Regions from separate parts of the Mus musculus genome. Here region 2 is linked to region 1. Evidence: chromatin loops called from intact Hi-C (ENCODE). Cell type or tissue: heart. All regions are shown on one strand. Each heading gives the region's core, and the rest is flanking DNA. Links, peaks and the distances in the headings are about the cores only. Region 1 overlaps Pcsk6 (proprotein convertase subtilisin/kexin type 6). Region 2 has its middle 11 kb from the start of Gm33234.

What was found. A loop is a pair of places that touch in the nucleus more often than their neighbours do. Peaks named below come from ENCODE experiments on the same cell type or tissue, not always from the same donor. Only the 100,000 strongest peaks of a DNase experiment are listed, where the experiment ranks them.
Region 2: it touches region 1 in a loop (11-fold over the local background); 11 of 42 quality-filtered maps call a loop at or near these places.

What each region holds. Positions count from the first base shown.
Region 1 is chr7:65,933,426-65,937,817 of GRCm38, forward strand. The region is part of intron 6 of Pcsk6 (proprotein convertase subtilisin/kexin type 6); the gene reads left to right. Among named protein-coding and RNA genes, the nearest start is that of Gm51486, 4.9 kb to the left of the region's middle. In heart, for the core only: a CTCF peak has its summit at 1,979 (motif pointing left); no DNase peak of the experiment used is centred there.
Region 2 is chr7:65,702,470-65,706,861 of GRCm38, forward strand. No RefSeq gene overlaps it. Among named protein-coding and RNA genes, the nearest start is that of Gm33234, 11 kb to the left of the region's middle. In heart, for the core only: a CTCF peak has its summit at 2,431 (motif pointing right); a DNase peak (open chromatin) is centred at 2,432; H3K4me3 peaks cover 704 bases; H3K27ac peaks cover 708 bases.

The DNA of each region.
Region 1 (4,392 bases), core at 233-4,232:
AGTCCAGGTATTGTGGTGAGAAATTCTCCTAGAATTTATTTGAAAGTGCCTTTAAAAAAAAAACTAATTAATTAATTTAGTATGGGGTTGTATGCCCATGCGTACAGAGGTCAGAGGAAAACCTGGGGGAGCGCCGCTTGCTTCCCGCCCTATGAGTCCCAGGAATTGAGATTGAATTCCTGGCTCTGAACTGATCTTTGTTGTCATGGTGGAAAGAGGTTGTGCTGAGCAGGATTCTAGCCTGCCACTTTGAATGCTTTAAAGATGTCGTTCTCCTGTCTCCTGCTCATGGCTCCCTCTGAGGGTGAGCCAGGTGCCATCCTGGCTGCCATCTTGTGCTGTGTGCTCTCTTCTGTGGAAGCTTGATGATGCTTTTTAAACTATTACATTTTTGCAATTATCCTGGCCTTTTGTGCCATTTTCTCTCTATTATTCCTGATTGGAGTTTGCAGATTCTCAGAGAGTTCATATTGGCTCTCTCTTTAGACCAGTGCCTTTCAAGCTTCCTAATGCGGCAGCCCTTTACTACATATAGTTCCTCATCCCCAAACCATAAAATTATTCCATTGCTACTTCATAACTGTAATTTTGCTACTGTTAAGAGTTGCAATGTAAATATCTGCTATGCAGGACCTGTGAAAGGGTCATTTGATCCCAAAGGGGTTGTGACCCACAGGTTGGGAACTGCACACACACACACACACACACACACCTTGTCTTAGTTAGTTACTGCTGTGAACAGACACCATGACCAAGGCAAGTCTTATAAAAAACAACATTTAATTGGGGCTGGCTTACAGGTTCAGAGGTTCAGTCCATTATCATCAAGGTGGGAGCATGGCAGCATCCAGGCAGGCATGGCACAGGAGGAGCTGAGAGTTTTATGTCTTCATCCAAAGGCTGCTAGTGGAAGACTGACTTCCAGGCAACTAAGGTGAGGATCTTATGTCCACACCCACAGTGACACACCCATTCCAACCAGGTCGCACCTATTCCAACAAGGCCACACCTCCAGATGGTGCTACTCCCTGGTCCAAGGATATACAAACCATTACACACCTCATAGCTCACTGAGGTGCCTTCCTGTATTAAAATCTGCTTCTCTGTTTGCTTTGAGTTAGACGGTTCTTGTTATGCCTCCTTTTTACTGCATCTGGTCTATTCTTAATCCCATGGTATTAAAAGTGTTGGCTATTGTATTTTTCTGCCTTAAGTTTTCAGTTTGCTTTATCTTATTTGTAACCATCTCTAAATCTTCCCTGAGGCTCCCATAACTTCATTGTGTAAGTATCTTTTATCATAAACACCCCTGCGTGGTAGTCAGTTACTGCAGAGTCTTTTGTACAAAGTCCAGTAGCCCAGTCATTTTTATGTCCCTAATGATTAATTCTGCTCTTTACAGTGGCTCACATATTCTTCTACTTTGCATGTCTAGTTATTTTTATTGTATCATTATATAGTAAAATTTATTATATAATAAAAATAATCTATACTATAGAATTTGGAGCCTGTTGATTTTTTTTTCTGGATGCTGTAAAATGTTGTTATAGCAATAATATACATTTGAATTTTGAAAGACTCATTCATCATTTCACAGACTTCTTTGCCAGGAACATAGCTTTTGCTCTTGTAGCAAAACTTTTGGTATTTCAGTGGAAACCTGCAGTCCTGGGGTGCAGAGTGCTCGAGACATCTGCTTGGCATGTTCAGGCTTGTGCCTGATGTCTTCCTCCTAGATTTTTTTAAAAAGAACATTGCCTAGACACATGTTCAGGGCTCTGTCAGAGGAGTGAGTGAACACTATGCCTTTCCTGGACCCTCTCTCAGATTCTTCTCTCAGCTTCTTGAAATCTGTGTCCTGTCACAATTGACTTCAACAGAGAGCCTGTCTCAGAAATCCATCTAAACGTGGAAACCCAAGATAATGCTTTCCTTTAAACCAGTAAATTCCTATCTATCTCTGCCCTCTTCTGGTTGCTTTCTGATGCCCTTAAAAATGTATGTTTCCCAGGGTCTGTAATTATTATCTGTGAAGAGGTGGCCTGCTGTGAGCTCCTCTACCCTTACTGAAACTACAACTTAGAATTCATTCATACACACATACATATATACACACATATATGCATATATACATATATGATATGTGTATATATATATGTGTGTGTGTGTATATTATATTTTTTAAACTAGTAGAGTTCACATTTGTTAGCCTTTGCCACATGACAACCATCCCAAACTAAGATTTCTCAAGCAACAACCATGTCTCATTTAGCAGAACATGGCTACACCAAGTGGTTCAGGCTCAGTCACTCTTCAAGGTGAAGTTAGGTAGTTGGCTGTTTGAGATCTGACCACTTTCCTTGGGATCCTCTCTCAAGAAGGGCTGCATATGACTGCTGGTGAGAGTCCTTAACTCCTTGGCAGCTGTGGGTTGGGGCACTGGTTTCTCAAAATACCTATCTTTCTTCATGATGGCTTGAGTGTCCCTATAGCATGGGAACTAATTCCCCCAAGTGCCATGATTCAAGAGAGAAATAACCATCTTGCCACAGTGTCTTTTTTTTTTAAACTTTTATTGATTCTTTGTGAGTTTTACATCATGAGGTTTCAATATCTTTTATGATCTAGTCCCAGAGGCTACATACCATCTCTGCAGCCATATTCTGCTATTAGAAGTGCATCACTACATCCCCCAAAAGATAGGAATTTGGTTGCACCTTTTGAAGAGAAAAATGACATAGTTTAAAATCACCACAGATGGGCTTCTAAAAACAAAAACAAGAAAAGCCTACCTGTTTAATCAAAGGTAGTAAATTTTAACAACTTTCTTTGTTAAAACTGTAAGATTTTTGCAAGTTTTAGCACATAAAAATAACTAAAGGAAATAGTGGATTTATCCAAATTATCTTAGGAAACAAATTCTCCCTGTCACCAGCAGCACCCTGGCCATACTGGCATTAGGTCTCCCACCTATGTTCAGGATAGATTAATATGCCAAGGACCAACAGAGACGTTATTTTCAGAGTGGGGAGTCCATGGTACATTTAATCAGCAGTCTCTGATGTATTTCATTTCCGAAGATTTTAATTTTTTATTAAGGTCTTGAGGTACACATAGATTACTTGTGTTCTTTTTCTGAGTGTAACATTTCAATAAAAACCTGATGAAATTTTTATAATGCCAAATTTGTTTATCCTCCTTTTATGATGCTGGAGTTTGGGATCTAGCTTAAGAAAAGCCCATGAAAAATAAAATTGTTTCTCTTGTGTTTCCTCTGGAAAAGTAGTTTTAGGACAATAATTTATCCAAGAGCTTTAATGGAGTTATCTTTTATGTGGGCCTCCTGATTCCTATGGAATGTTTTTTTTTTTTCTGTGAATATTGAGTAGGATGGAGAACCTGCCCCCAGCCTTTCTCAGATTCTTTTTCAGCTTGAATGTACACACTGTCTTTTCCCACCCTGCATCCTCTGTGTACACGGGCTCCTCCCTGATGCTTCATTAGTCTGAGTTCTATCAATGCCATCATTATTGTTTAGATAGTTCGTTTTTTTTTTCCTGATAACTAACAGATTGAATTTTCTCTTATAGTTCTTTTTTCAAAAATGTCCTGAGTAGTCTTCTCTCAGCTGGGCTGGAAAGTTTTCCTGTCAATGAAAATTCCTTTTGGGGTTTCGATTGGCATTGCATGTAAAAGTATAGATTAATTTGGGGGAGAATTGACATCCTTACAATAATGAGTCTTTCCACCCTGGAGCATCATGGTATGTATCTATAGTTTTAGGTTTTTTTTTTTTCAAAGCTTCTCTTAAGCTTTATCACTTCCTCCATACAACACTTTCCTACTTAATTAGAGTTATGTCTAGGTTGGTATTTAGTATATATTTATAATCGGTCATTGCTGAAGTGGACATAGGAAAGGCAGTGTGTTTGTTCCCGGCTGTCTTGTTTGGATGCTGTTGGTGCTATGAGCTTTTATGGCTTTTCTGTACGTAAATAGCAGCCATCTGTGAGACAGTGCTGGGCGGCCTCTAACATTGGCGACTCATTTCTTTCTTACACCTTAAGTAGGTAACTATGGACTCCTGATAATTACTAAATGGGCGTGGTTTATGGGTTCTGTTGTTGTGTTTCGTGCATGCAGAAATAGTATTAAACCATTTGTGGCTGTCTTTTTGTTCATTTCCGGTTGTTGGCCTTTATCAAATTGAAACAACTGTATTGTATTCCTGGATTTCTGAGCGTTTTGATGAGGAGTGGATATTGGGTTTTGTCAGATGTCCCTTTAAAGGGCATCTGCAGAGATGATTATACTCTTTTTCACACACATGTGCCATTTGGTCTGTGTAACATAATAAATCATATTCATGTATTTATTTCTTTCCTTCTTAGA
Region 2 (4,392 bases), core at 188-4,187, 230 kb before region 1:
GGCCTTTATGGAAGAGAAAAGACAGTAACAGTGTAGTCCAGGGGAGCCTTGCTCAGGGTTGGTTCTGAAACTGAGTCCTACATTTAATATCTGCACAAGACTGCTAGCCAACATCTAGATCCAGAAGCCATAGCGTACCTCTGGGGAATATTTCTACTGACCGCACAGGACAGCCAGCTGCGGCGTCTCATGCCTGTCTCCTTGGCACTTAGGAAGCTGAGGCAGGGAGTATGTTGCAGGAATTTTGAAGATGACCTGGACCACCACGTGGTATGTTCCAGGCTAGAATGCAGAGACAAAGCCTGTCTCCAAGGGAAAAAGAAACCCCAGAGGGCAAGCCTTTCTTTAGATGATTTAAGTGTGGGCTGCCTTAAAGTATGATCCAGTCATTGCCCCCTCCCACTCTGCCCGCCCACAGTTTCTCATCCCATTCCTCCTCCCCCTGTCTCCAAGAAGATGCCCCTCCCACGCCCCACTGACACACACCCCCCGCCGCCCCCCGCCCTCCCTGCCACCAGGGCTCCCCACTCCCTGGAGCCTCAACTCCCAAGAGTTAGATGCATCTTCTCCCACTGAGGCCAGACCAGGCAGTCCTCTGCTGTATATGTGAACCAGCTCATGTATGCTGCCTGGTTGGTGGCTCAGTGTCTGAGAGATCTCAGGGGTTCGGGTTAGTTGAGACTGATGGTCTTCCTATGGGGTCACCCTTCTCAACTTCTTCCATTCTTTCCCTAATTCAACCACAGAAGTCCCCGACTTCAGTCCTTTGGTTGGGTCTAAGTATTCGCTTCTGTCTTGGTCGGCTGCTTGTTGGGCCTCTCAGTGGACAGCCATGCTAGGCTTCTGTCTGTGAGCACAACGTAGCATCAGTAAGAGTGTCAGGCCTTTGAGCCTCCCCTTGAGATGATCCCAACTTGGACTGGTCACTGGACCGCCTTTCCCTCAGTCTCCTCTTCATTTTTGTTCCTGCAGTTCTTTTAGACAGGAACAATTCTGGGTCAGAGTTTTTGACTGTGGGATGGCAACCCCGTCCCTCCAGTTGATGCCCTGCCTTTCTACTGGAGGTAGATGCAATGAGTTGGGCATTTCATCTAAGGTCCCTCCCTTTGAGTCCTGAGAGTCTTTCACCTCCCAGGACTCGGTTACTTTCTAGAGGTTTCCCCAATCTCCCCACCCCCAGGTTGCATATTTCCATCCATTCTTCTGGCTCTCAGGGCTTCTCTCCTGTCCCCACCACCCCACACCTGATCATGTTCCCCTTTTACACTCCCTCTTCCCCTCCCCTCTCTCACCAAGGTCCCTCCCTCCCTCCCTCCCTCCCTCCCACCAAGGTCCCCCCCTTTTGCCTCCTGTGATTGTTTTCTTCTCCCTCCCAAGTAGGATTGAAGCATCATGCCCCTATGGTATGGTGGGGCATCTTTTGAGTATATGACCAAGAGTGGTATAGCTGGGTCTTCAGATAGATCTATTTCTGATTTTCTGAGGAACCTCCAGATTGATTTCCAGAGTGGTTGTACCAGTTTGCAATCCCACCAGCAATAGAGGAGTGTCCCTCTTTCTCCACATCCTCTCCAACATGTGCTATCACCTGAGTTTTTGATCTTAGCCGTTCTGATTGGTATAAAGTGGAATCTCAGGGTCGTTTTGATTTGCATTTCCCTGATGACTAAGGACTTTGAACATTTCTTTAAGTGCTTCTCAGTCATTTGAGATTCCTCTGTTGTGAATTCTCTGTTTAGCTCTATAAGCAAGAACTGTTTGGAGGAAACTTGAGTTCTTTATATGTTTTGGATATTAGCCCTCTATCGGATGTAGGGTTAGTGAAGAAAATTTTCCCTAATCTATAGGTTGCCAATTTGTCCCACTGACAGTGTCCTTTGCCTTAAAGAGCTTTCTAGTTTCATGAGGTCCCATCTATCAATTCTTGATCTTAGAGCCTGAGTCATTGGAGTTCTGTTTTGTAAATCCTCCCCCTTTCCCCATGCCAATGAGTTGGAGGCTCTTTCCCACTTTCTCTTCAATTAGAGTCAGTGTATCTGGTTTTATGTTGAATTCCTTGATCCACTTGGACTTGAGCTTTGTACAAGGTGACAAATATGGATCTATTTTCATTTTTTTCTACATACTGCCAGTTAGACCATTTATTGAGGATTCTTTCTTTTTTCCATTGTATATTTTTGTCTTCTTTGCCAAAGATCGAGTGTCTGTGTGTGGTTTTATGTCTGGGTCTTCGATTCTATTCCATGATCAACCTGTCTGTCTCTGTACCAGTATCACTATTGCTCTGTAGTACAGCTTGCGGTCAGGGATGATGGTTCCCCCAGAAGTTCTGTTATTGTTGAGAATTGGTTTTGCGCCTCTTTAAGGATGGTTCATCTTCCAGGATCTCTGATTAGAGACATGGGTGTAGGTGGGAGCAGTTCCAGTTCTGGCCACTAGAGGGCGCGCCCCTTACGTTCCAATGCTGTTTCCTGAAATTGCCAAGCTTGAGTTTAGCAGTGTTTCCAGCTGTGTGGGCTTTTCCAAGAGTCGGCTGACTTCTCTTATCTGGGAGACGGTTAAGCAGGTGTTCTTGTGTAGAAAGTAACTTTTTATATTCTTTTGCAAGAGGTAACCCTTTCGCCAACTCTGTCTTCCTGCCCTTCCTTAGCACTATGAACAAAGCTCTGTAGGCTTTCCCTTTTGAATGGCGGAGGTGGAGCAAGGGAAGTGCCTCGGGGGTGTTGCTGACTTAAACGTGATAGTGAAAGAAAGAATTAACAACATGCTGTACAGTTGGTCTCCCTGTGGCCTCCAGGTCTCAGATAAGCAGCAGGTTTTAAAGCTGAGAATGTCAACACTCCGTAGAGGGGGTCCTGAGTGAACTTATGCCCCAAATACTAAAAAGTTGGCAGGAAGGGGTAGCTTTTGGGGGCAGTGGGGCATTAGCTGGAAGTATACCCAGAAGCTTACACGCTGGGCTCTGAGACAGAACCTTTCAAGTACAGTTTAAACAGATTCACAAAGAATGAGTCTTGAAACACAGTGGTGAACTCATGCATGAGCCCCGAAGGGACCCACAGAAAGACCCGTACTTGCAGAGGCTCCTAGAGGAGGCTCCATGCGTCACAGCCCCCGAAACCCTGCTGGCAACCAGGTGCCAGGTTTGAGTGTGACTTTCAGGTTCTGTGTCCGCTGGGCTGGAGGTTGGGAAGTCTAATATCCAAGTGCTGGTGGAGTTAGAGACACTGAGGACCCCTTTCATCTTGGCACTGTCTTTCTGGGTCATCACATCCTATTCATAAACAGGGTCCCCCTAGAGCTCCTGTAATCCATGAGGGTTCAGCCCCCACGACTAGTCACTTCCTATAGATAGGCCCACTTCCTTGAGTGGCAAGATTTTGACAGCAGTGGAGGTGGAGGAACAGCCCACAGCTCTAGACTCTTTCAAGTTTCTACTGTAACCCAACTCCAAAGTCAAACACAAGGTTCCGTCATCCCACCAGTGGCCCCATTTCTTCTGTACCAGTTCTACATTACTTTTATTCTCACTGTGACTGAACACCTAACAGCAGCAACTTCGGGAAGGTCAGACCTGCTTTGGCTCCTGGTTCCACAGAAGTTTCAGTCCACCGTGGTGAGGAAGATGTAGCATCAGGAGTAGCTGCCTGCTTAGAGGCAGGAGTATGAGGCAGTGACTCTTAACATGGTACAAACAGGAGGCAGAGAGCAGAGCCTAGAACCAGAGCCAGGTATGTCCTTCAAAGACAGACCCCTGGTCACCTACTTTTTGCCAGCTAGGTTACACAGCCTAAAATCTACACAGCCTTCAAAACAGTGCTGCAAGTTAGGAAATGAGTATTCAAAGCCTGAGCCTCTGAAGGAGGGTCCATAACACCTGGTCCATTGACCTGATAATCTAGAAAAGTTTACTCCACGTTCTTGAATTCGAGGTATTGAAATTACCTTCTATAAATCCATTGTTTTCTTATAAAAATAATAAAGTGGGACGTGAACACATGCTGACGTGTAACATAGTTTCTGTTCTGTGAAAACAGTAAGGTTGAAGAGCGGTGCCTAACATAAGTGAGGTACACAATGGGTGAGCGATGCGCGAACCATTGGGCATGTCTTGAGAGGGAACAGAATATCTGCAGGTATTGCTAACATTATTGAAAAGGTGCTATGAGTGCTGGAGAGATAGCTCAGCAGTTAGTGCACACACAATTAATACTAAGTAAATCTGCTTTTAAAAGATTTTTAAATGATGGTAGAGAACAGCTGGATAATAACATCTCTCCGTAAAAATAAAATAAAATTAAATAAAAAGACAAACAGAAAATAGTGGAAACCATTACATCATTCCCCAAAACATGCAAACAAGCAGACAAAGACCAGCAAACAAGAAAAAAA